2 separate regions of the Mus musculus genome follow, and region 2 is linked to region 1. A link is a loop called in an ENCODE intact Hi-C map of the cell type or tissue named here. Cell type or tissue: left cerebral cortex. All regions are shown on one strand. Each heading gives the region's core, and the rest is flanking DNA. Links, peaks and the distances in the headings are about the cores only. Region 1 holds the start of Trim47 (tripartite motif-containing 47). Region 2 holds the start of Gm39474 (a long non-coding RNA gene).

Region 1 (10,676 bases), core at 1,881-9,880:
CGCATGTATTTGAGGAACACCAGGTCCCTGCTCCTTCACCAGAGGGCGGGGCCAGCACATGTTCTGGTTGCTATGGACAGGGGCCCCACCCTTGGGCTCTCAGCCTGAACCTCTGTCCACTTCCAAATCCCCAGACACAGCTGCAGTTTGTTCTGAGTGGTTCCTGATGGAGGAGTGTTTATGCAAGCCTTTGCTGTGCCCCCCCTCACAAGCCCCAGAAATCCAGAGTGACTCCCAAAGATGGCTCCAACAGGACTCAGTGTGTGTGTGTGTGTGTGTGTGTGTGTGTGTGTGTGTGTGTGCACCTGTGCATGTGTGCTCACACAAGCGTATGCACAGAGCGTGTGCTGGTTTGCACATGTGTATTCATGTGTTGAGGGCAGAGGCTAATATCAGGTGTCCTCTTCCCTCACACTTTCTTGTGAAAGTGTGTTTTTTTCCTGAGACGAGGTCTCTCCCTGAGCCTGGGGTTCACTGATTTAGCTGACTGACTGATCACAAGCCCCAAGGATCTCCTGGTTCCGCCTCCCCAGTGCTGGGATCCAGGCCCTCCCCAGTGTGGCTTTCAGTGTTAGGATCCAATCTCCCGTTCTTGTTCTAACGTTAGCATGTTGATTGCTTTGTTACCTGGGCCATCCCTCCAGCCCTGAATGGAGACTTTCTAGTTCCACACTTTTCGGTACTGAGGTAAACACCTACAGCCTCTTGCTTTTCTCTTTCGCTCTAGGTTTTATTTATGTATCTATTTAGACTTTTTAAAGACAGGGTTTCTCTGTGTAGCCTTAGCTATCCTAGAACTCACTCTGAAGACCAGGCTGGCCTCGAACTCGGAGTTCTGCCTGCCTCTGTCTCCCGAGTGTGTCTCCATTACCCCGCGATTTTGTTTATTTTTATTTTATGTGTATGGATGTTTTCCCTGTCTGTATGTCTGTGAACCATGTTTGTGCAGTGCCTGAGGAGGCCAGAAGAGGAGACCAGATCTCTGGGACTGGAGTTACAGATCTTTGTGAGCCACAATGTAGGCCCTGGGAACTGAACCTGGGCCGTCTGAAAGAGCAGCAAAGTACCTCTAATTGTTGAGCCATCTCTCCAGCCCTCCTTTAGGTTTTTTGTTTCTTTGATAGTGCTAGGAATGGAATCCCTGGGTAAGCATTCTCTCCGGAGCCACTTCCTGGGGCCCTGTCCTGCAGTTTCAGGTTCTCACCCTAAAGACGTGATTGTACAGAGAAGGAACGAAAGCCTTAGCTTTCAGATTCTTCTTCTTGTTGGCGCTGGGTGGGAACGTGTGTGCTGGCTGTACGGCAGGATAGGACAACGACTCTGCAACTAAAGGTTATTTTCCTTACTGGGCCCCTGAACAAGCTGCAGCCCAGCTCTCCTGCTCCCTGCAGACCTCAGCCACACCCGGCTCAGCCCATCTTGCTGGCCAGGCTCTGTCGCTTAGCCACAGGCTATGTCTGGAGAGGGGAAACAAGTGTTCCAGAAGTTCAGGAGGGGGTGAGGACTGGGGGCCTCTTTCCTCCCGGAGCGCCAGCAGGGAGGTCCCGGGCCGCAAGGGCTGCAGGGCCTGGCAGTGTGCAGTTGCCAAGAGCCAGTGCAGCAGAAGTCCGTCCTCGGGCTGTTGTTTGCACTCTGCAGCTTATTTTCCCACAGAAACAAAGCTCAGGAAGGAGGTGGCCCCTTGCCTGGCTGAGGAACTGTATTCAGTTCATAGCTACAGCCTCAAGCCTTCAGCCCTCCACATTGTCTGGGACTAGCCAGGGCCCTAGAGGGAGCCGCTAAGACCCGCAGGCACCTCTGCCAAGGCTCTGGGACTGTGGGAACGGAGCCCACAGGGAACCTATTTGGTTTAAGCTTTTGCTTTGTTTTTCTTTTCCTTTCTGGGGGTGCTAGGGTTGTAACCCAGGACTTCTTCTCTACCTGTGAGCTTCTCCCCTGTGCGGCTCACCTGAGCCAGCTGTGTCCTGGTCAGGAAGCCCCCTGCACTGCTGTCTGAGAACTCGGCCTTTCTCACTTATAAAGGGTAATGGCTCCAGGCCCACAGTTCCCTAGCTCTTTCCTCTTTTTAACATTTTCTCACGGTGATATATGTTTACAGTCCCAGTACTTAGGAGTCAGAGGCAGGAGGATTGCCAAGAGCTGGAGGCAGGCTTGGGCTACATAGCTCATACCCAAGACAATGTGGACACTGCAGAGTGAGACTTTATCTTAATTTTTTTTTTAGAATAATCTTTTGTTTCTGTTTTGTTTAAGATAGGGACTGACTTTTTTTTTTTTTTTTTTTTTTTGGTTTTTCGAGACAGGGTTTCTCTGTGTAGCCCTGGCTGTCCTGGAACTCACTCTGTAGACCAGACTGGCCTCGAACTCAGAAATCCGCCTGCCTCTGCCTCCCGAGTGCTGGGATTAAAGGCGTGCGCCACCATGCCCGGCTGGGACTGACTCTTTTAGCTCAGGCTGGTGTAGACGCTAAAGTGTCCAGTATCTTGGGTGCTGAGATTCCTCGTGTAAGCTGCAACTCTGGGCTTCAAGCTGTTCTGAATAAAACAGATTAAAGCTTTGGTTGGTGGGTAAAGGGATAGGCCGTCATAGTACCTATGCCTTGGGTGGTGGTGAAGCACCATATTGCCATACTTCTTCCTAAATGTTCTTGGAGGAATGCTGGAAAGTTCTCAGGGCCAGACAATGCTCCCTAACACAATATTCAACCAGGCAGACATAACACATACATATATGTATATACACACAGCATACATGGATGGATGCAGACAGACACTAACCCACATTGGCTTTAGCTTAACATGCAGAGCTGTGTATCACATTCCACGTGGGGTGGGGGTGAGGTCTGAACCCTGGGACTTCTCAGCCCCCTGTACAGCTGTGGGCCAGCCAACACCTCTATCTCCTCCATTTTGGGCTATAAAAGCTGCACCATAGGGGCTTGGGGTAATGAAACTCACTTCTCCCCCCCCCCCTTTACACTTGTTTATGTTACGGGTGCACAGACATGGGTGGGTTCACACATGCCACAGCCCGGGTACAGCAAAGCAAGAGAACAGCTTGCAGGAGTCCAGTCTCTTCTACCGCGTGGATTCTGGAACTCAAACGCAGGCCATCAAACTTGGCAGCGTTTACCAACTGAGCCAGCTCATCAGCTCAGGCTTCTGTGACAGTCTTTGGAAACTGAAAGTCATTCTACAAGCAAGACACTCATGAGTGGCCCAAACCATAGCTGGGAGTGGTAGGGCCGAATTCTGGCAGGGACGCTCTGGCCACGGGGCCCTTATCTGCCATGCTTACATGCCCGGCCATGCCAGGGCCTCCTGCCCTCGGGGAGCGGGGAGCAGAGGCTTATGTGGGGGGTGGAAGGTGCCCAGCGGGGGGGGGGGGCAAGACAACACAGGTGGTCTAGGGATGCCAGGGTTCTGTGGAGGACGGAGGCTGTTTGCAGGTGAGAAAAAGACTCTAGGAAGCCCCAGCTGCCCATTGAGTGGGATGGTGGAACAGCCTCCTGACAGTCCCTTGGTTGGATGCAGAGGGACCTGTGGGACCTGTGGCTGCCATGGGAACAGGGTTGAGAACACAACCCAGCAGGAGCAGGGAGGCCCCACCCGGAAAAAAAACATCCTGGCCCGGCTGCCCTGCCCGGGGCCAGGCAGGCTCTGTGGGAGGGGTTATTTTTAGCAGTTTAGGCGGCTGGGGCTGGACTTGTATGGCCTTGCTGTCTGGCTGCATAACTCACCCATTGTCCTGTCTGACCTTGGATAGCTGCTGGGAGGCCTCTCTGGCTGCCCCTTACCCCCCTGGGAGACATCTGGGGCACAGAGAATCTAGAGAGGGAACTGGCCTGGAAATTCAGCCTCCTTCTGTAGCCCCAGGTTATCCCAGACAGGGTGGCGAGTTTCTGGGGTGGTGGAGGGCGCTGAGCCTTCCTGGAAACCAGCCAGAGGCTCTCCCAAGGCACTGGAAAAGTGCTGTGTCACAGGTGCGACGACAGAGGACACAGACCCCTTTATTGTAGATGTTTTTTCATTTCCACGCACACCCAGGGTGGAGTGTGTGTGTGTGTGTGTGTGTGTGCTCGCGCACGAGCGCGAGAGCATGAAAGCTCAGGTTGTCTTTGCATTTCTCTCCCACACCCAAGCACCCTGCTCAGCTCTTGGCTTTGGGTGTGTGACTTCTGTGTTTAATTCTGGATACAGTACACTCAAAGTAAGTCCAGAATTGGCTTGTGGCACCAAGGATGAGAAATACTTATCTTACCTAGAGCCAGGGTGCTGCTGAAGGACAGGACACAGGTAGGTCCTTCCTCCTGAGTCAGGGAATCTTATTCTCCTGCCTGCTCACTCTGACTTTTTGTTTTGTTTTTTTTTTTTGTTTCATTTTTGTTTGTTTTGATGTGTGTGTGTGTGTGTGTGTGTGTGTGTGTGTGTGTGTAAGGTCTCAGATGTCATATTCAGAAATTATTTCTTACCTGAAGCTCACCTATTACTTTAGGCTAGTACCCAGTGAGCCCCAGTGACCTGTCTCTCTCTCTCTCTCCCTCCCTCCCCCCTCCCTCCTCCCCCTCTCTTTCTCCAATGTGGACATTACATTCTTTTCAATGTATGAAAAAGGTATGATTCTTTCTAGGGGCTCGAACTCAGGTCCTCTTGATCTTCTGTAGCAAGCGCTTTATCAGCTGTGCTATCTCCCAGCCCTCATCTGTTTTGCTCTGTGTTGCACTTATTTGTATCTATTTACTGTGTATGCATGAGTGCCTGCCTGTGCTTGTGGCTTAGGCACCAGGGCAGAGTCAGAGAACAAGTTGCAAGAGGCAGTTCTCTTCTCTCTCTCTCTCTCTCTCTCTCTCTCTCTCTCTCTCTCTCTCTCTCTCTCTCTCTCTCTTTCTCTGTGTGTGTTTTTGGAGACAGGGTTTCTCTGTGTAGCCTTGGCTATCCTGGAACTCACTTTGTAGACCAGGCTGACCTGGAACTCAGAAATCTGCCTGTCTCTGCAGCCCAAGTGCTGCGATTAAAGGTGTGTGCCAACCACGCCCGGCGAGGCAGTTCTCTTTTTCTACTATGTATGGCCCAGGCGTCAAACTCCAGTCCTAAAACTTGGCCGCAAGCACCTCTACTGGCAGAGCCATCTTGCCTGCCCCTATCCCCAGATCTTGAATGCTGAGAAGTCATAGGAGTTTCTGGAAGATGAGGAATGAAAGGGGGAATCATTCATTTAACAAATGTTTATTGAGCACCTACTGTGTGCCAGGTAGTTCTAGAGACCTGGAAAAGAAGGGGCTGGGGCAGACTGGAGTTGTCCCAGCTAAAGATCTGTTCTCAAAACAAGTCCTGCAAAGTGGAAGGTCTAGAAGGCCTCAAGAAGTGAGGTGGCTAGGAGTGTGGGAGTCTCTGAGGCTAGTGCCTTCCCCTAGCAAATATGGGCAACGGCGCCACAGGATGACCCAGCCGGGCGTGCATCACCTCCTCTTCAGCACGGTTATGCACGATTTCTTGAGAGGTCCAATCTGCAGATGGGCGTCCACACTCTCCAGGAAGAAGGCAGGCTTGAGCCTGTGGTTGAAGAGCCCGGAAAAATGGCTGTCCAGGCGACTCTGAAAAGGGTCAGTGGGGGAGGCCAGAGCACCGCTGCGGCGAGGCCGGGAGGCTTTGAGCCTCCGAAGAAGGCTCAGCTTTCCGTCTCGGACAGCATAGAAGGCCAGGGCATGGTCTGCATACTCTAGGCAGACCCCGACTGTAGGCGAAAAGGCATGGGGTAGCGGGGCCTCCAGCCCGCAGAACCAGACTGAGAAGCCACGCCCATTCCACTGCAGACAGCATGAGTGTGCATTGCGGCCCAGCCGGCCCCGGTCATAGGGCTCTTGCGGGGAGAAGCCCTCGGCCATGACTCCCACACTGACCCATCCTTCGATGATCTCCACCTCCCAGTAGTAGGTGCCCCGGTCCAGGGCGCCCTCTCCTAGCACCTGCTCGCAGTGTGTGAAGCGGGTGGGTGACTCCGGGTAGTTGATGGGACACAGTACTCTCTTGACACCTTTAGTTCCAAAAAGCTGCAGGAACTTGTCCGCGGTGTCGCTGTCCAGGTCCACGATGTAGGCAACTGACCCCAGGGACGGGAGAGAGACGCAGATCACAGCCAGGCTCAATTTAGAGATTGTTCCCCGGCACCCCACCCCCACCCCCGCCCCAGCTAACCCTCCCCCAAACACAGCCAAGTCCCTTCTTTAGGACTGGTGAGACTCAGAACTAATGGAGACCACCCATGGAGATGACCTTGTTCGCCCCAGAGACTAAGGAGAGGGCTCCCAAGCTCTGTGGTCCCTCCCAGACCCTGTTTCTGAAGCCTAGCAGCTAAGCCTGCCCCTTGGTAGCAGCAGGCTGGCTACTTACACTTGAGGAAGTAATCCCTGGGGGCCTCACTCTCCAGCAGGCTGGTACTGTCAGGGTCCTGGGACTCCACATCTGCTGCAGGGGAGGGAAGAGGTGGTGGAAAAGCCATCTCTCTAGAATACCTGTGGCTGCAGGACTACCCTTGGTAGTGCCCCACCCCTGCCTGTGGATCTAATTCCCTCCTACCCTTCCCTCCTCCCAAAGCCCCCAGCCACCTGGTGACAGACACCCATATGGGGGGGACGACCATGTTCTCCTGCAGATGTGGTGCTTGAGCGCCCCCCCCCCAACCCTAACCCCGAATGCAGGGCCTTGATCTCTGTAAAGTCCATGGGTGAGTTAGAAGACTCCCCTCTGCCCCCTGGAGGCATAGCTTCAGTTCCTGGCAGGATTACGGCCCTGCCACTCTCCCTCCTTCATGCCTGGATGGACACCAGATCTGGGGGCCCGGAAGGTCCATCTGGGGGAAGTGAGTCATAATGGAGCACCCACCTTCTGAGCCGAGTTTCTGTAGCCCATCCTCATTGCTGCCCAGCCCCCGCAGCTGCTCCCACTGGCTGGCACAGGCTGAGATGAGGGTGTCTCTCACCGCTTTGACCACCTGGGAGGACTTGGTGAAGCTGAGTTCCCTGGGGGGCCCAGGCCCGGGGCCGCACCCCTCCTCCAGGGCCAGCCGTAGTGCCAGGAGCTCCTGTGCCAGACAAATGCCCAGTAAGTCTGCTGGCCACAGTGTCTCGCCACCAGGGAAGGTAGCAACTATCCTGGAAGGCCAGGTACCCATCCTGGCTGCCATTGTTTCTCAACCCCGCCCCATCTCTTCAATTATGGCTCCTGAGCCGCCCTCACCTGGAGAAAGCTGACTGAATCCGCCTCTGGAACCTGACCGAGGTTGTGCCGTGCCTTGCTTAGGCGGCTGCGCTGTTCCTCTTGTCTACGCAGGTCACCCTGGGACCGGCCCAACATTGTGGCCTCTCCCTCTTCGATGAACCCCATCACCTCGTTCTGGAAACTCTGAAGGGTGGCTGTGGCCTCGGCAAACATCTGGCTCACCCTCTCCCGCTCTGCCACAGCTGCACTCTGCAGGAGAGAGCAGAGGAGACAACAGTGAGGGCAAAGACCGGGCCTGCCCGCTGTCTCCGTCCCTGACTGCTTGTGCCCACCCAGCCCCCACCCAGCCCCAGCCTGCTCTGGGTCTGAGCCAGGTTGCAGGAAACAAGGTGTTCCTGCTTAGTGGGGACGAGCACGTCTAGAGTGGGCGGCACCACAGTGAGAGCTTGTGGTGATTTCAGAGGCCTGCTTCAGGGGTGCACAGGGGGATTGGGGTGGGCGCGGACCTTGATGAGGGCCACAGTACGGCGGGACTGTGCGATGCCGGCACCCAGTTCATCCATGCGGTCCTCCGCAGCGCTCAGGACTTTGGACTGCTCCACCTGTGGACCAGGTTTTGTGAGATTGGTGTCTGTCAAAGGTCCCCGGAACTGCATCAGATCTCAGAATTTGGGGGGCTAGGTAGTGACATTTGTGAATGAAGGGAACGGAAATGGCCGTGAAGTCCCAGAATATCCCCAAGGCAGCTCTGGCCCAAGCTGGTGCCATTTCCAAATGCCTGGCAAGGAAGCAGGTTGTGGGCATATGACAACCTGTTGACCAGAGAAGCCAGTATAGGGCCACCTATGATTCTCTATTTGGGATTGTTTTCCCCCTGGGGAAGAGGCAAAGTGTGAGAGGGTGGGGTAGGGTGTGACGTGACGGAACCAGAAAAGAGGACACTAAATAGTCCTGGGGATTAGTCTCAAAAGAGCCTTCACCCCCAATCCAGCTCTGAAAAATGGGGATTCCGGGCAAATCCCTCGGCTCTAATGAGTCACAGCTCCAGGCAGGAGAGGCGGAAAATCCCAAAGCCAGAGGCGCCAAGACCGGGATGGAGGCCAAAGGAAACTGGGGGTGGGAGGTAGCGGGACACTGGGCACATGCTCCCCACGGCCCCAGAGCATTCGGACAGAGGAGATCTGTGTGACCAGCCCAAACTCCGTCGCTCTCCTGGTGCCCGCCACACCCATACAAAGTGGCTGACTCAATTCAGGACGAATCTGAATTGAAGAGGGCATCAGCTACGGGGCCCCGCCCGCACCCAGCGACTCCTGACCCCCACGGCTTCTGAGGGCCTAATGCGGATCCCTCTCTCGCTTTACACTTACACTAATCTAGCTAAAGCGCTCTCTCTCTCTCTCTCTCTCTCTCTCTCTCTCTCTCTCTCTCTCTCTCTCGGCTTTTTGCCACTCTTTCATCTTACTAGTCCCTCCCGACTCTCTTTCCATCCACACCAGCCCCAGCAAATGACAGTGTAGACCGGAAGAGGTTGCAAAGATTCTCAGGCTAGAGGAGGAAACTAAGGCAGAGCCTATTGAGTCAGAGAGATGAAGCCCATGTAAAGGCAGGAGGAGAGAACCAACCCCACAAAGTTGCTTCCTTCATCTCCATGTGCACAGCCATAATGATAAAACAAATATATAACAGACACACCCGGATAAGAGTGAGGGACTAAATAGCTCTAGTGTCCCTCCTGTCACCCATCTCCACGTGTCGACTCAAGGTGCCCCACCTCCTGAAGCGCGCGCTCCTGCTCCAGCGGCACGAGCTCGTGGCCGCGATGGTCCTGAGTGGCACAGGCCTCGCAAAGGCACACACGCTCCACGCGACAGTAGCGCTCCAGAGGCCGCAGGTGGCGCGGACACAGGCTCTCCTCAAGTCGGCGCAGCGGGGGCACCAGGCGGTGGCCGCGCAGGGCGGGGCTGCGTTCGTGGGGGGCCAGATGCGCGGAGCAGAAGGAGGCGAGGCAGGAGAGGCAAGAGAGCGCGGCGGGCAGGGCGGCGCCCTCGGGGCACGCGTCGCAGCGCACCGGCTCCTCACCCGCGGGCCACTGCTCCGGCGCGCAGGGAGCCGATGGTTCCGGAGCCGGAGGTGGTGCGCTGGGCGCGGAGGGCTCGGGCGTGGCGCCCCGGGTCGATCCTGAAGCCGGGGCGGACATGGGTCCCGGGACCGAGCCCTGGCGGAGCTGCAGCAACTCGGACAGCGTGTGGTTCTTGCGGAGCTGCAGGCCGTCGGGGAAAGGCTCCTGACAAAGTGGACAGCGAGCTGGACCTCCGGAACCACCGGTGCCGCCCGCGCTCCGGTGCGGCCAGAGAGCGCCCAGGCAAGCGAGGCAGAAGTTGTGGCCGCAGGGTAGTGTCACCGGCTCCCGGAGCGGTTCCAGGCAGATGGGGCAGCTGAAAGGCCCGCTGCCGTCCATGGCTCCGCCGCTACCCGGGCACCGCCTGTGCTGCTCCCGCCTGGGAGGGACCTGGGACGGTTCGCGCCCGGCACCGCCCCTTGGGACCCTGGCCAAGGGTCCGGCCCCCTCCTACCCCTCCGCAGCTCTGCTCGCCCCAGCGCGGCTCGCCACCGCCGCACCCACCGGTCAGCAGACGCCGCGAGGCCGGCCAGCCCTCCAGGGGAGCACGACCCTCTTGAGACTTCTACCCAGCGTGGGCGGAGGCGGTGGGACTGCCAGAGGATTGTGAAAAGGAGAGGACCCGGAGCGAGAATGTGAGGGGATTCATGGGGAGGAGGCTGAGAGGACATTCGATCCTCCATCCTCTATCCTGGTCAGCCAGGTGCCATGGTGGGCGTGCACAGCCATGTAGCCAGCGCCTTTCCCTCCAGACCCCTCCCAGGTACAGTTAGCCAAGTTCCCTGAGTTGCTGACATACAGAAAAACTTACTGCTGGTATGTGTCTGTTTTGACCTCTTAGCGACTGTGTTTACCCGCGCTGGGGAACTTAGCCTTGTCTAGATCTGAAATGGGAAGCTGACATCACTTGACAAATCCCTTGTCTGAGGAATTTACTTCCGTTCATGGATACTCGCGGGTGCCTGTAGTTCCCCAAAAGGAGACACTGGTTAAGGCCTGCCCAACTATGCATTTAGAACAGTGCGTCTAGTTGCAAGGACTTGTGCTTGAGATTTAGTCTCTGTATGTAGCCCAGAGTGACCTAGAACTCTTCATCCTCCTGCCTCAGCCTCCTGAGTGCTGGGATCACAGGCTTATGGCTTCTTCGTGTTGTTTCTGGGATAGGTCTTTCTTACATAGCCTTGGTTAGCCCAGAGCTTATGTTGGCCTTGATTCCCATGCCTCCACTTCTCCAGTATTGAGATTCCAGGTGCAGGCCACCATGTCGGGTAAACTGACATTGTAATAATGCAATAATGTTAAGCTTTAAACTATGTAGAATCAAATTGTCAAAATTA
Region 2 (10,676 bases), core at 511-8,510, 170 kb before region 1:
AGCCTGTCCTGAAAATATTAGAACATGAATTTAATGCTTGATTTTCTTTTCATATACATCTGTACATATGGAGTGGGCCTTGCATGTGAGTTCTGCCCATGGTGGACAGAGAGAGGCATCAGCTCTTCTGAAACTGGCATTTGTGAGCTGCCTGATGTGGGTACTGGAAACTGAACTGTCAAACTTACAGAGATCTGCCTGGCCCTGTCTCCAGAGAGCTTGAATTAAAAGCATGGGACACCAAACCCTGTACATTATGCACTCGTATAAGAGTCATCTTCCAATACCCCTGTTTTTGTTTGTTTTGAGACAGGATCTCCCTCTAGTCCTGACTGTCCTGGAACTCAGGCTGATCTAGAACTCAGAGATCCTCCTGCCTCTGCCTCCCAAGTGCTCGGTTCAAAGGTGTGCACCGCCATTCCTGGCACAACCCCTGGTCTTTTCTTTTTCTTTCTTTCCTTTTTTTTTCTTCCTCCCCCCCAACCTCCAGGCTGAGGACAGAACCCAGAGCTCTACCACTGAGCTAAATTCCCAACCCCAACCCCTGGTATTAAATTGTTCTTCCTAAGTACAAATTCAATCTGGGCCTATAGCCACTTACTTGAGACTTAGGTTCCCTTTTTATCTTCAGAAATAATCTTGGCCATTCAATTTTCAGAAACATTTTTACATTTCTCCCCTCTCCCCCTCTCTCTCCTTCTCCCTCTCTCTCCCCCTCTCCCCTCTCTCTCCTCTTTCAGAGGAGAAAGGTGGTTTGGTATCTGACGCCTATGGAGAAGATGACTTCTCTCGCCCAGGGGGTGATGAGGATGGTTATGAAGAAGAGGAGGACGAGAACAGTAAGCAGTCGGTGGGTAAATCTTCCAGACCCAGAGCTCTTGAAACACTCTTCCATTCCATGGTCAACTCTGTCCCTTTTCCCTTTTGGTTTGGAATCAGTTGGTACCCGTTGAGGATGTAGCTCATGGGAGAGGGCTTTGCCTAAGCATGTCAAGGACTTGATCCCCAGCACCACAGAAAGAAGAAAAAAGTTGAATTGGTTGGGTGGTATTAGCTCTTTTTGAAAGTTAAGTCGTTTTTTTTTTTTTTTTTTTCACCTGGACCACATTGTATTAGCTTTTGAATTGAGCTTTTGGAAGGAGGTCTTTTGTTTTGCATTTTTGAGATGGGGTCTTATGAAGCCCAAACTGATGGCAAACCTTTTACCCCTGAGCTCCAGATCCTCTAGGTCAGCTTATTGAGAGCTGGGGTTATAACCATGTTGCACTAGGCCTAGCTTGGTTACTTTTCATAACCTTAGTGTCAGTGGGTATTTTATGTTGCTTTGTGAGTTTAGCTAATCTTCCCACTTTATAAATGTGTTTGCCCTAACTAGTGTGTCACTTACATATCTGTAATCAACTTTGTATTAATCTCGGTTGGGGTTTATTCAAGTGCTTCACTTTGTAACAAGGTAAGGAAGGGAAGTTTGCTGCTGTCATCCACACTTTGATTCTTTGGTTATGTTCCACTTGGTGTTTTTGTCAGCGTCCCCTGGTTCTTCCAGAACTTCCTTGGAGTTAAGTAGGTGCGGGTAACAGACAGGAGGACTGTGTCCTTGTTAAGAGGAGGAGCAGTTCATGGCGGACAGCGACCTGAGCAGTATTACTTGGGACTTTAAAGTCTGGAAGGGAAAGAGGCAAGGAAATCCAGGCTGTTGTTTAGCACAAAAAGGCATCTAAAACTGAATTTGGATCTTGAATCTGGCATAGTAAAAGCAGCATTCACTGAAACACTCACAGCGAGCTTTATTTTGTTCTTCAGGTTGTTGTTTGGGGTTTTTGGTTATGTGTTGATATGTAAAGGCTAGCACGAGAATGTTCTTTAAACTAGGTTTAATGGTCCAGGTCCTGCAGATGTATAGCATTCAGGTGCTAAAGCAAGAAGATTGAAGATTCAAGAGTATATTCCTGTCTCAAATGAGTAAAAATAAGGACTGGGGATGTAGCTCAGTGGTACATCGATAGCACTTGCCTAGCATTCGCAGGACCCTGGGTTTGATTCCCCAGTACCACATAAAAACAACAGCAAATAAAACATTTCACAGAATGTATTTTGTATTCTCTTTTGAGAATTCTTCATGCCTTTATCCCACCCATCAGTGATAATGCAGAGTTGAGTAAAATTGCTAAAAAAACTTGTGGAAACTGGAGTGTGTGTGTGTGTGTGTGTGTGTGTGTGTGTGTGTGTGTGTGTAGTAGGGGTAAAGCCAGAGAGTTGTTCCCCAGCATCAACTACAGCTATTAGCCATAGTGGTTCACAGCCTGTAACCCAGCATGAAATGAGGGTTACAAGTTCAAGGTCATCCTTAGCTAGAAGGAAGGAAGCTTTGTTAAGTTTTTTGACTTTCCGTGCGTGCATGTGTGTGGTGTGTGTGTGTGTGTGTGTGTGTGTGTGTGTGTGTGTGTATGTATGTTTGCATGTGTGTTCTTAAAATACTAACCCACATCTACTTTCTGTCATATTCAAGCTATATGATATTTTAGTTTTGTTTTTAAACCTCTCCTGAAACCCCAGTGCCGATACTGGGGACTATTTGAGCATTCTGCCAAGCTCCATCTTTGACTGTGTAGTTGGTTCCATTTTGAGAGAGCTCTGTCGGTGGCATTGCGTTGCAAGCTTTTGCTTCCCTGGCACCGCCCAGGGCACTTGTCTAAGAACCATCGAGGCATAGTTTGTTTGTGTTAACATCTGGAGTGCCATGTTGTGTTTGGGATAAAGTCTAGTAAGTGGTTCCCATCTGCTTCTTAGCTTTTGACCTTATGGAGTTGTGGGCTTACATTGGAGAGTTCAGTACTCCCATGGTTTTGACTCAGTCAGATCTCCTTTGAGTAAAGAAGGCTGAGAAGAGTGGATCAGTGGCAGTAATGTGAGCATCCCAAAAGGCTGTCCCTCGCCCTTTAGTTCCCCCCTCTTCTGGTCGCTTGATCTGGTGATTTGATGCCCACCTTTCTGTCATTGCTTCTGACTTTAGGTGCCACCTAACTGTTGAGCAGTGTGGTGGTTGTGGGTATAAACGTAGAAGTGGTAAGAGAATTCATAACCTTGGCTTTAATAACTGCAGAACATGTTGCATCTTCCCTCTCTTTATACAATTTCCTTCAGGAATTTTCACTGATGTAGATGATGGCACCCTGATTTTGAGCTGCTGATCCCCCACCCCCTCCAGAATGTCTCCTTTTCCTTTCTCTTTCTCTAGTTCTGGGTTGTGTGGTAGGGAAGGGTTCTTGGTGGGGTGACTCCAGCTAGGAAAACAGTCTGTTTACTCCAACCGCTGGTTATGTGTGTAAGACAACCCAGGCCCACTCCTTTTAAGTTTAATCCTCTAAATTCTTTGTCTTGTAGGAAGATGACGATTCAGAGACTGAAAAACCTGAGGCTGATGACCCAAAGGTATTTGGTGTTGGCTGTGGCGGGTGGCTGGATTCAATCAAGGCTTTTAACATTCTGACTCAGGTCAAATGTGGGGTCAGGATCTGTCCCACTAGCACACAGAATGGACAGTGGGATCAGGCCAGTTTAATGAAGACCCTTAAGGCCACTAGGAATTCCTGAGGCTTGAGATAAAAACCACAAGAGGCCAGTCTGGGTCCTATAATCCATACACGCTTAAGTCTGGCCCCGTTTTCCCAGGTATGTGCTAGTCACACACGCACATGGTCTTTTTTGAAGCAGCCTTCCTTCTCATAGGTCTGTCCAGAAGCAGCTGAGAGTAATTAGCAGTGGCTCTTGTCGCAGTCCTAATGCTCCTGTGGTAATGGAGGCCCAGTGCTTGGAAAGGTACCTTTCTCAGAATCGTGCTTTATACTGCAAACATCTCCCTTGGAGGAGTACATACAACATCTCACCGTTGCAAGCTGCTCTGAAATAAGCCAAAATCTTCAAGGTTGCATAAGTGAAACTTAGGAGACTTAAGCCTGGTAGTAATATAAAACAGTAGTCTCATGATCTATGGGTGATTGGGTTTCCAGGACACCCCACCTTCATGCCCTGTACATATGCAAATCCAGAGCTTCTCACAGTCTTTATTTAAAATGGTATATTTACATATGACTTATACATATATAACACAGGTTAATATAATTCCCCCTGCTAGTTCCAGATTATCTCAAATTATTGTTACACTGTATTGTTCAGAAAACGATTTAAAAAAAAATTTCACGTTCAACACAGATGCAATTTAAAAGAAGAAATTAAACCCATAGCTGTTTGAATTCATAGATGTGAACTATGAAAGGGGGCAGTGTATCTGCTGAATATATAGCATGAGCTATATATCAGATCAGATGAGCTATCCATCCTCAGATATGGCCGTGCAGCCATTGGTATAAACTCAGAAAGGCTGCAGAAGACTCGGAATGTGTTTTACCGAGGATGCCAGGAGTAGACAGTGTGGAGCCCAGAAACCAGGTGCAAACGACTTTCTGTGCAGAGTAAAAAACCCAGGCTAAGAACTGGCCTGGCAGGAGAGCATGGGGCAGGCTTATGGCTTAAAACTAAAGGCCACCTAGAGAAGTTGGCATGCACTTGGCTGTCACCCCTTCTTCAGTGCTGTGATCCCAGCAGCAAAAGCTTTTTTTTTTAACGTCATTTTTTATTAAATATTTTCTTTATTTACATTTCAAATGTTATCCCCTTTCCCCTCTGAAAACCCCCATCCCTTCTCCCCTCCCCCTGCTCACCAACCCACCCACTCCCACTTCCTGGCCCTGGCAGCCCCCATACTGGGGCATAGAACCTTCACAGGACCAAGGCCCTCTCCTTCCGTTGATGACCGACTAGGCCATCCTCTGCTACGTATGCAGCTGGAGCCAACAGCAAATTTTTGAGGAAAGGTACATCCTTGTGAGATAGGCAGCCCTGTGGAACACAAAAGACTTACTGCTCTCTGGAAGAGCAGATAATAAAGAACAGGGGACACACACACACACACACACACGGGTGTCCACTGATGCCAGAAGAGGTGTCACTTTTCTGGAACTAGAGTTTAGAGTTGATTGTGAGCTGTCAGGTGTGCACTAGGAGTTGGAGTCTTCTGCAAGAACAGCAAGTGCTTTTAACCTCTGAGCCATCTCCCCAGCTCTGTTGGATTTATATGAGAGGATTTTGTTGTTCTAAACTTTTGATTTGAATAATTCTAAGAGGACGGACATACTGCTAGAGCAGGTCTTGTAGTTTATCTTCTGTTAAGCTAATGAGTTGCGCCATGGCCGTCTACCCACTAGATGGCGCTCTCTACTTTTAAGGATCTAATTTTAACTGGTTATGTAGAGGTTCTCAAAACATTTGGTTTCATGAGACAACTTAGAAATGCAGATCCCAAGGAGCTTCTGTTCATTGTATATATTGGTATTAGAAGTTAAACTGAGATGCAGACTCTTTGACTTCAGCATAGGGCAGGATGTAGACTGAGAGCCTTAGAGCTCCAGGTTCAATGAAAGACCTTATCTCAGACAATCAGGTGGAAAGCAATGTAGGAGGGTCCCAGACTCCTATCTCTGACTTCCATGTACACACGTGCAGGCAACACACACATGCATGCAACTACGTGAACACTCAGAAACTCAATTGGTAGTTTGCTAAAACAGTTGCTCTGTTCTACTGTGTGTGTGTGTGTGTGTGTGTGTGTGTGTGTGTGTGTGTGTCCTGCAAGACAGCCTGTATCTGTAGCCCTGGCTGTTCTGGAACTCATCTGTACAGCAGGTCTGTCTGCCTCTGCTGGGATTGAAGGTGTGCACCACTACTCCCAGCTGTTTTGTTTTTGAGAGAGTCTCACAGGCTGAAGCCCAGGCTGGCCTGCAATGCCCGGTATTCCAGGCTCCTCTCAGATTCTCTGTGATCCTCCTGCCTTAGCCTCCCAAGCACAAGCCACAATGCCCAACCTCTGGTGTGTCTCTCAACACTTCAGTAGGCCTTTTACCATGGATGACTTCACAACACCAGACCAGAGCCTCGGTTTCTCTTCTCTGGGAAATGAGCATCATCATGAAATCTGCCTCTTTCGTTTGATGAGGGTTAAAGTAGTGCTGGGTGCCTGCGATTGGTAGCATCAGGTGCCTCTACTCACTTCCCAGGCTGGTCAGCCGATGTCGTTGACTACAGAATGGCGAGGCCTGTGCTTGGAGCCACAGTGTGGTGAGAGGAGCAGGCATAAAGGTGAGGGCTCGGAGAGGGCGGGCAGGCAGGCATGCTGTGGTGCGTGAAAGCTGGGAGGGAAGGCAGTGACAGCCAGATGCAGACCTGAAACAGCACAGAGCTAAATGGGAGAGGTTTGCTGTCATACAATGGAGACTTTTCTGTCATCTCTAGCCAAAATGGTTTGAGTTATTCATAAGGTAGTAATCTCACTGTTTTGTAGAAGATTTTTAGATGCATGTAAAGCCAGCTTGGTCTACACAGTAAGTTCCAGGACAGCCAGGCCTACACAGTGAAACCCTGTCTCAAAAATTAAAAATAAAAATAAAAAGGATTTGTCATTAATGTTCTAGTTTATGGGTTGTGTTGAGGTTGGACAAATCCCCAGAGGGTTTGAGACTCCCCGGGAGGAGAGGTTACGGGAGAAGGGCAAACTTGAGAATTCTCTTGCTGCTGTTAGCAAGCTAACATAGTGCACACACCTTTAATCTCAGTGCTCCGGAGACAGAGGCAGTGGACCTTAATGAGCTTAAGCCAGCCTGCTCTATGGAACAAGTTTCAAGGTTACATTGTGAGAGCTTGTCTCCAAAAAACCAAAGTAAAAGAAACAAAAAAGGCTGAGGCCCACTCCTTTAATCCCAGCACTTGGGAGGCAGAGGCAGGCAGATTTCTGAGTTTGAGGCCAGCTTGGTCTACAGAGTGAGTTCCAGGACAGCCAGGGCTACACAGAGAAACCCTGTCTCGAAAAAACAAAAAACCAAAAAGGTGCCAAGACTAGAAATGGCATTTTTGATTGTCTTGCTACTTTCTTTATGTTTTAAACCTTTGTTATTATTGTGTGTGTGTGTGTAGCTGTGGAGGCAGGGCATGTGTGTGCATGTGCACATGCAGAGGCCACAGAACACTCTGGAACCACTTCTCTCCTCTGCATATGTTCTGGGGTTGAGTGCAGGTCGTGGGCTGGTACAGCAAGTGTCTCTGCCCACGACCGATCTCCTTGCTTCTGTTACTTTGCTCTATGAAACAGGGTCTCACTGTAGCACAGGCTGGCCTCAGTCTGCCCACCCTCCTGCCTCAGCCTTTGGAGCACTGGGACCTAATTTTGCCACTCTGACACCTGGAGTAGCTCCTGGGTGCAGTCTCCTGCACTGAAGTTGAATGAGACGCTAACTCCAGATCCACCTGTATGGAAGCGTTCAGTCTGAGATAGAAAGGCCCGAGTTACAAATCAGAGAAGGGGAGGCAACTTGGTATGCCAAGAGAATCTAAACACCTGCGTGCTTCTAACCCATGCTTGCTTTCTCTTGGCGTCTAGTCTCACCTCAGTAAGCAGTCTGGCCTTATGTGCTGTGATCACTCCACAGAAGGGGGAGCTGCTGTCCTAGAAACCATCAGACTAACTGTGGCAGTCCTCTGACAGCACTGTACCCAGTGGCTCCAGTGTGCCTCTGTCCATTTGCCCTTGGTGTGTGAGCTCCCCACATGCCGCTGTCCTCTGTCCACACTTTGCCTCCATAGCTCTGGAACGTTCTTCCTTGTTTATTTTTCTTCCACTCCTGCAGTTCCCGTGGATAGAGGTGTCTCCATTTGCTGTCCCTGGCAGACCTTCCATTGAAAACAGGCAGGGACGGATGACCTGGAACAAGAAGGGGCAAGCAGCCTGCTGCCAGCTGTCAGGGAGGGCCTGGGCTTGTAAGCTCCCTGGGGTCTTTGGTCCAGGCTCTGTGGTAGGGAAAGAATCCCGGCCTTTCTAGGTGCTGACATTGAGTAGGGGAAATAATTGCGGCATTTTTGAAAGAGGTGTGTATGATCCCAGTTAAATCAAAGAAAACATTCTTAAAATCCTTAGAGCCCAAGCTGGGTGTGGTGGCTAATTCAGAAGGATAGGGCAGGAGGGTCACAAATTTGAGGCCAAACTAGCCTAAACAGCAAAACCCTGCCTTAGAAAAGATTTGGCAGAGGCGGGTGGTGGTGGCGCACACCTTTAATCCCAGCACTTGGGAGGCAGAAGCGGGTAGATTTCTGAGTTCGAGGCCAGCCTGATCTACAAAGTGAGTTCCAGGACAGCTAGGGCTATACAGAGAAACCCTGTCCTAAAAAAAGAAAGAAAAGAAAAGATAAGATTTGGCAGGACATGATGGCACACACCTTTAATTCCAGCAGAGGCTAGTAGATCTGTGAGTTCCAGGCCAGTGGGGACTCCACAGTCAGACCCTGTCACAAGATTTAAAATGATGAGATTGAAGAGGGAGTTGGTAACTAAAGAATGGTTTCCTCCATCTGTAGGGCCCAGGCACCCCCACCACCTCACCCAGCTCAGCAGACTGTGATGGCCACTTTGCAGGGTCTTTTGAGGGGAGGGAGGGAGGGAGAGAGGGAGCTAGGAGCTCCCCAGGTGAAGTGAAGCACTCCGGGCTATCCAGCCTTCAGTGTAGCTGTGTGTGTGTGTGTGTGTGTGTGTGTGTGTGTGTGTGTGCGCGCGCGCGAGTGAGAGAGAGACACACACACACACACACAGACACACACACACACGTACACACGTACACACGTGAAGACACCCAGCTCATAGAGCTCAGTACTTTTGTTCACATAACTCCTAGACAAAGAAGTGCTTCAAGGTTCTCTGTCTTAAAGCTTAGCTGCAAACAATAAGCACTGCACTTCTCACAGTTCCCCTGCTGCTTGGGAAAACAGATGGTGTGTGAGGTATCTTGTTGAAGGTTTCCTGAGAGCTTTCAGCATCTTGCAGCCTGTTTGTTTACGTTAGGATGCTGGGTGCTTTGTTGCATGGGTTGAAACTGCAGTGGTAGATGGTCTTGGAATTGGGCTGAGGGAGATGGAAGTCCCCTGTGCCCTCAGGAGCCCAGCTCAGCCATGCCAGTGGCTCTCGGCCTCCATCCTGAAGTGGTCTGGGGCTCATGGTTGCTGAATGTTGAGAATGTGTGTGGATGGACGTATCGGGCAGTCCCAAGTTATTACTAATAGGCAGTGATACTTCAAATTGTATTTTTAATTGTAATTGTGTGTGTGGTGGTGGTGTGCTCATGAACACAGGACCCTTGGAGGCCGGAAGGCAGCACTGGGTGCCCTAGAGCCGGTTTCCTGCGGTTGTGAGCTGACTGACTTAGTTGCAAGAAATCAAACTCTGATCCTCTGCGAGAGTAGTGTGGATTCTTAACCATGGGGCCATCTCTCCTGCCCGTACTGTTGCTCTCTTGAAGTATCTGAATCAAAGGCCTAGGAAGTGAAAGGTGTGTGAAGAGCTTATTTCCCAGGAGTTCATTGTTAACTGAACCTTGGGAAGAACATTTGCCGCCAGCAGTTATATGGGGACAGCACCCCAGGTGAAGTCTGTTCTCTGTCAGCCACCCAGATGGAGACTGCCGGGTCTGCTGTGGCCTGTGCAGGTCTACAGAGCTACAGGTCTACACCAGTCAGGGCTCTGCAGTCTAACAGGGTGACTGGAGGGAGCTGTGACCGTGCTCCATTCGCCCCCATTGGCCACTTGTGTCCTTTGTTGCTTTGCTCTTAGAAAACCCTGAGAAGTAAGACTTAGACCTTAAGTCTGTCAAGGCTGTAATCCCATAACTTAACTCGGAAGGCTGAGGCAGAAGCGATCCTTCATGGCTATGACTAAGAGGCCAGCTTGGACTACATGATAAAATACAGGTTAGCTGGTCTACAGAGTGAGGCACTATCTCAAACAAAGAAACAAACAACCTTAAATTTAAAAATTACAAACAAAACCCAGTTTTTAAGATAAATAAGGCAGTAAACATATGTATGTATGTATGCAAATATTTCTAAATAAGAAATGATTTCAAAAGAAAGCTGGCCACCATGGATCACACTGGAGTAATCACAGTGCTTTGGCAGGTCAGCCTGGGCTACAGTGTGAGACTCTGCCTTCAAGAAAAGAAAGGCGAGGATGGAGAGATGGCTCAGTGGCCAAGAGCACTTGCTGCTCTCCCAAGATCCAGGTTTAGTCCACAGGACCCTTGTGGCAGTTCACAACTGCCTGTACATAATTCCAGTTCTGCGGGCTCCTGTACAAACTTGGTACATATACATACAGGCAAAATTAAAACTGGGAAGGATTCTAGCAGTGGTTCCCACAAGCAGCACCCTCCCCACTGTTCCCTGCATGGTTTTCTTGGGCTGAGTCCCGAGGCAGGAAGCTGCACAAGCCAGAGTGGACTTCATTGCTACAGTTGTCCTTGAGAGACGTGCTGCCCGTGTGGGGCCTGGGGGCCCCTCTGTGTTCCTCACACAGATCAGGAGCATCACCTTTGTGCTCCGCCTTCTTGAATCCCACATAGTTGTTCACCCTCAAACTGAGGAGAGCTTAGGTGGGACTTGGGGTGAGCTTTTCTCTGTGAGTCCTCAGGAAGTCTCTAGACTCAGGCGAGGGCTGCCGCGCCATCCCCTGTTGATGAAGCCTTCAGGACCAGCCCTTCCGCTCGAGTCCACTCACACTGTACTCACTGGTACCCGGGAGACTC

Evidence for each region. Peaks named below come from ENCODE experiments on the same cell type or tissue, not always from the same donor. Only the 100,000 strongest peaks of a DNase experiment are listed, where the experiment ranks them.
Region 2: a loop joins it to region 1, with 2.0 times the contacts of the local background. A loop is called at or near these places in 1 of 42 quality-filtered maps.

What each region holds. Positions count from the first base shown.
Region 1 is chr11:116,100,543-116,111,218 of GRCm38, forward strand. Trim47 (tripartite motif-containing 47) reads right to left here and starts at 9,693. Exons shown (of 6, transcript NM_172570.5): 1 at 8,992-9,693; 2 at 7,724-7,819; 3 at 7,236-7,466; 4 at 6,882-7,080; 5 at 6,390-6,461; 6 at 5,208-6,099. The coding sequence starts at 9,678. The coding sequence ends at 5,459. In left cerebral cortex, for the core only: a CTCF peak has its summit at 6,750 (motif pointing left); DNase peaks (open chromatin) are centred at 8,309 and 9,793; H3K4me3 peaks cover 1,973 bases; H3K27ac peaks cover 2,850 bases.
Region 2 is chr11:115,934,626-115,945,301 of GRCm38, forward strand. It overlaps Sap30bp (SAP30 binding protein), which reads left to right. Exons shown (of 11, transcript NM_020483.3): 2 at 741-850; 3 at 3,385-3,432. It overlaps Gm39474 (a long non-coding RNA gene), which reads right to left and starts at 8,181. Exons shown (of 2, transcript XR_880317.3): 1 at 7,496-8,181; 2 at 5,247-6,279. In left cerebral cortex, for the core only: CTCF peaks have their summits at 5,256 (motif pointing right) and 7,526 (motif pointing right); a DNase peak (open chromatin) is centred at 5,263.